Regions from separate parts of the Mus musculus genome. Here region 2 is linked to region 1. Evidence: chromatin loops called from intact Hi-C (ENCODE). Cell type or tissue: left cerebral cortex. All regions are shown on one strand.

What was found. Hi-C counts contacts between places; a loop is a spot of excess contacts. Peaks named below come from ENCODE experiments on the same cell type or tissue, not always from the same donor. Only the 100,000 strongest peaks of a DNase experiment are listed, where the experiment ranks them.
Region 2: it touches region 1 in a loop (5-fold over the local background); 1 of 42 quality-filtered maps calls a loop at or near these places.

Annotation. Positions count from the first base shown.
Region 1 is chr1:151,890,762-151,893,261 of GRCm38, reverse strand. 1700025G04Rik (RIKEN cDNA 1700025G04 gene) reads left to right here. Exons shown (of 6, transcript NM_197990.3): 6 at 1-2,500. Among named protein-coding and RNA genes, the nearest start is that of Edem3, 140 kb to the right of the region's middle. In left cerebral cortex, a CTCF peak has its summit at 1,078; DNase peaks (open chromatin) are centred at 1,681, 2,000 and 2,234; H3K27ac peaks cover 376 bases.
Region 2 is chr1:152,087,578-152,090,077 of GRCm38, reverse strand. It overlaps 1700025G04Rik (RIKEN cDNA 1700025G04 gene), which reads left to right. Exons shown (of 6, transcript NM_197990.3): 1 at 1-146. Among named protein-coding and RNA genes, the nearest start is that of 1700025G04Rik, 1.5 kb to the left of the region's middle. In left cerebral cortex, no CTCF peak of the experiment used is centred here; DNase peaks (open chromatin) are centred at 428 and 944; H3K4me3 peaks cover 2,106 bases; H3K27ac peaks cover 1,371 bases.

The DNA of each region.
Region 1 (2,500 bases):
CATTAAATTACAGTGTTTCTTAATGAACCTGCAGAGGAATATTGCTAAACACAAACACACACACACAAGAACAAAAACAACAACAACAAAAAAAAAAACTGTTCTGGAACTTTCTTTGTTGCTGCTAGTTAAAACTTGTTGCAACTTTTCACTTCTCTCGTGTCCAAGTATGCAGCAAAATTCTGCAGTTCACTTTAAAGATGTTATTGGTTTCAGGATGCTCTCTAGCCTGTATCCTCGGCGATTGGGTAGAGGTGAACTCTGATACAGATGTCAGTTCTAGCCTGGTTCTGCTTTGATGTCAAGCATCCCCTCCCTTCTATTCTCCTTATCCATCTCTTTCGAGTGGTCCAGAGATGGCCTGAGCCTTGCTTCTCACTGGTAACGTGGGGCTTTGGACATGGGATGGTGGCCACGGTGAGCCTAGTTTCTCTGCTTGAAAGAGCCACAATTGATTGAAAGCCTGTTGTAACCTAACCTGACTCCCGGAAGTGACAAAGGAACAAGTGAGCAGTAGGTTGTTCCGCTTACTAGGACTCTTAGTGCAGGATTAAGCTTGTAGCATTGGCTTTTGCTCAGATGCAAATGGAAGTGTGACCACGTGACCACAATCATTTTCAACCCCTCCCTCCTCACTTTTTTTTCTAAGAAAATAAACATTTTGCTGTTTTTCTGTATCCTTGTCTTCTCCCATTCATCCAGTTCAGTTAAAGATGACCCTAGGTGTGGAAGCTAAGTCCTCCTTCACAGGGACACTGATGATTGGCCTAAATGGCTCCCCACCCTTCTGGAGACATCGAACATGGTTTGGAAGGGCTGTGAGTGGTCAGAGGAGATGAGGCGACAACCCCGTGACTTCTTAGGAGGGCTGGAAACCACTGTCAACCTTTCACTCTGTTAACTTATCAGAACACGCTGTTTTCTGAGTTCCCCCTTCGATGTGTTATGTGAGCCTTGCCCCTTCATTCGTTTCTGTTTCCAGCTCTGGTAGTGTGGGTTAAAAAAAAAAAAAAAAATGTCTGCCTACTAGAAAACATAGGACATCCACGCTGGTGATGTTACTTGGAGAAGTGAAAGCCAAAAGCCCCTGGTGGTGGGGAGTGTTGACTGTGTGTTCAGTAGAGTTTATTTTTCCATACTATATGAAGAGAATGATCTCTTCTCAAAGACAGAAGTAATATTTTTAACAAATATTGTCACAAGTAAATAGCAATCAAAAGGAGAAAAAATAACTTTTGTATTTTTTTAATCGTGTTTGATAGCTTTGATGAGGGTTCTCTTTGTTACTTTCAGGGGAGGGCACCCTATTAAATGCCACGCCAGCAGTCCTGGATTGAGCTTGTCCTACACACACACACACACACACACACACACACACACACACACACACACGAATGCTGTGTTTTTCTCAGAGGGTTGTGAATTTCAAGGGTCTCACGATCAGCCACACTGCCTGCCACCTTGGAAGATGGAATAGTTACAAGAGAGACAGTTAAGATGCTCCCAATTGTCTGGAAATTGTCTGCCACACAGACTAAAACAGGAAGCTAAATTCGTTCTTGCCGAAATGAGCCTTGGCTTTCAAAGCTGTCCGCAGATTCTTCATCTCCTGTCAGACCCAAGGCAGCAAAAGCGAGGGGGAAAATGCAGTGGAGTTCTATAGAAAATGGACTCGGGTGTTTAGCAACAAAATGCCATAATTCTTGCATCCAGCAGCAGCTATTTTGGGGAGCAGCTGTGGTCGTTATATAAACAGAGTTTCAGCCCAAAGCTTAGGCTTTTTATCCAGCTTCAAGCAGAAAATACGGGGAGAGTCGAGCAGTCTGGGGTTTTAAGTTCCCTCCCTTCGTGTGTTTTTTCGGCCAAAGGACAAAAATAGTTTTCCTCAACTGTAAATGAACTGCTAAACCCCACCTCAGCCCTGTTCACTGGAGACTTTGTTCACTGTTCTCTGGATGGCCTATTCCGGAATCTCATGTTCTTATCAAGCAAGAATGAAGTGAATGTTAACGTCTTCCGTTTGACTCCTCTACTTGGTGTCTAAGACAGTGTCTTTCCAGAAGACCAGCTCCCTGTACCCGAAGATGAGACACCCATGTCCTTTCCCTCGGTCACAGGTAGCACCTTGGATGTCACTCATGTCTCTCGGGAACCTCACTTTTGAGTGTTAATGAGCCCCTAAGTGCTGTTTAGGAAACAGCGGTTTTCCACCATTCTCTCGCCCATGTTCCTCTCGGATACTTTGCTGTAAAACGAAGTGATTCTATCTTCAGACGCACGTTTGGTCGCCTCTAGAAATAGGTCCAAGAAATGGGATGGATGACTGGGTTGGCATGAAATGCCTGACTGTGTTAGCAACACTCAAAACTGTCTGTTTTCCATTTGTTGGTTTGAATCATAAAATTGTCAAGTGATTTGTGTTTGTACTTTATTTTTCTATACCTTCTGGAAGGATCTAAATTAAAAATATATGCCCCTCCCCCATGTCAGAACATTAAGC
Region 2 (2,500 bases), 200 kb before region 1:
GCGGCGGGGAGGAGGGGGAGCCCCGGCCACACTGTAGGGAGGAGGAAGAGGAGGACGTGGAGGAGGGAGGAAGAGAAGAGGCGAGGAGGCCAGGGGCGGGGGGCGGGGGGCTTGCCACCTTCAGCCCCCCCCCGCGAGCGCCCAAGGTAAGCGGGGGCCACCTCCGGCGCGCTGGGCATCCCGGGTGGGCGAGGAGGGAGGCCTGCGGGGTGTCTGCCGAAGGGATGGGAGCCGCGATCCCGGTGCTGCCGGCGCTCTTCTCTGGCTGGGGCTGCCGCTGCGGGGCTGCTGGGGCTGCTCGCTGCAAGGGACCGGAGCCAGGCTGGGGGAGTTGGAGGGGGGCGTCTGCTTGCAGGGTGGAGGGGTTGGGATGCGGTTAGGGCTGCTGACGACTTTCGTCACATCGAGGCCTGGGTGGCTGGTGTGAGACACCCCTCCCTTCCCACCCGCACCCCGCGCCGCCCTCAGCCTTCCTGCTCTTCTCTAGCTTTGCCTGTAGCCACTGTTACTTTGCAAGCAGGAGCTGGGAAGGAAAAAAAAAGACACCCAAATTTAGAATCTTTGGCTAAGTCTCCAAGTCCCTTCCCTCGTTCCCACTGATGGATGCGTTTGTGTGGGGGATATGATCCCCGAGATTTCTGAAGTTTTGACCTTTTTGGGGTGGCTTGTTTTCTGTACATCTGCTTGTCTTCCTGGGTGTATTTATTATTCGTGCCCTTGCGCGGCAGCCGGAGGGTGCTTGGTTGTATTACATGAGCAGATTCCTTTCCACCTCTGCAGGCAGTTCGAGAAGTGCCGCGGCGGCTGGGCTGCCTTTGCTGCTTAATGTCCTTCCCTATCATCCGCCCTGCCCCCTCCCTCCAGAGAGAGATATTTTTTATACCCCTCTGTCATGTGTGTGTGGGAGAAGTCCTTAGGCCGAAGAGCTTTCATCGCCCATTCATTCCTCTTGCGAAGGCTCTGAATGGCTCAGGCATGTTGATAACATTTGGGGGGTGCCTATCTTTGCCTGTGGAGTTGCTTGGCCCAAGATAAAAATATACACACCCAAACACGCAGTAATCTTGAGGGAGCAAGCACAGTTTGAGAGGGAAGTGATTTGTTTCCAGTCGGAAGCTGACAACCTAGGAGATACCTTCATCGCCTGTGAGTTCGGAAGAGTGTTTTAAAATAGAGCTTATGCTCTGTGTGGCTGGAAGACAGCCATAAGTTCAGTTGCTCTGCAGCTCTGAAAGTGATACACCCTGACCAACCAGAACCTCAGTGAAGCTCCTCTGTGAAGCTCCTCTGACTCAGACATTGGGAGGGGGCCGCTTGGCCACAGATCCCCTGAACTTTTTTTTTTTTTTAATTTCTCTTTTAGACGTGTGAGGAGCTGACAAGCTCATTACACAAACGGTTATAAGAAACACCTTCCAATTCAAGGCGATGCTGTTCACATTCTACCTAATGAGAATAACCTTTGAGTTTGGTGGAACTGGGATGTACCAGGAGGAAGCAAACATGGGTGGGCCTGGACTACTTCAGTTCCGATGGGGGGGGGGGAAGGAAGATTAGGTGATATTTAAGAAGGGTCTGTTAAGTCCAAGATGCAGAGTTTGGGGGTTTCTACACCCCCACCCCCACCTTTGTACTTATGGAGCAGAGTTATATGGTTAACTGAGTATGTGCAGTGTTTTTAGCAATCCAATTGATGGGATTTGGAAATTCATCTGGACTCCATCATCTGTTTTTGTCCCCCTACTTAACAAGTAGGAAGGGTCCCTGGGATGGAACAGCCCGGCACATTTAAAGCCATTAAATGCTGGCACTAGTACTTCCGAGATCAGGCGCTCAGCGTTCTAGTGGGTGGTACTGTGCGAGCTAGGTTTCAAGCACAGAAACACAAGTGCTCTGGACCCCTTAGATGGGAGGATGTCTCAAGAGGGCTGAGGTGCCTCTGGCCTTTAGCTTGCAGCTCACTTGGAATATAAACTCTCTTTACACCCCATCAAATTTGGAACATAGACCCCACTTGCCCTCCCTCCACTGACTGTGTGGTTGGTAGAGAGAATCCACATCCTTCAGCAGGGAGAAGTTCATTCTAGAAGGATCCCAGCTTCTTCTTAGCTTCTTCCTTTTTCAGGGTTAAAAGTTTCCACTCCAAGTTGAAAAAAAAAAAAACTGACAATTTTGTTTTCTTGTTACCTCTTCCCCAGCCTACCTCCCTTAATCATTTTGTATGGATCTCTTGGACAGTGATAGGGCACTGTACAAACTGTTTTAATGAGATCCTATCTTAAAGGAGGTGGACAAAGTTTTTGAGGATAACACCTGAGGCTCTTGTGTTCTCTCTCTCTCAAAAGGAGAGACTTAAATGTCTCAAGGAGTCACAGATGCGATGAAGAGCATCCCCATTCAGGGGTGCTGTGTGACTGATTGACATGTGGTACTGAGGATGAAGATGGTTCACACCTTGTACCATGTCCAGGCTGGAGGCATTTTTTAGTATTGTGTTGGG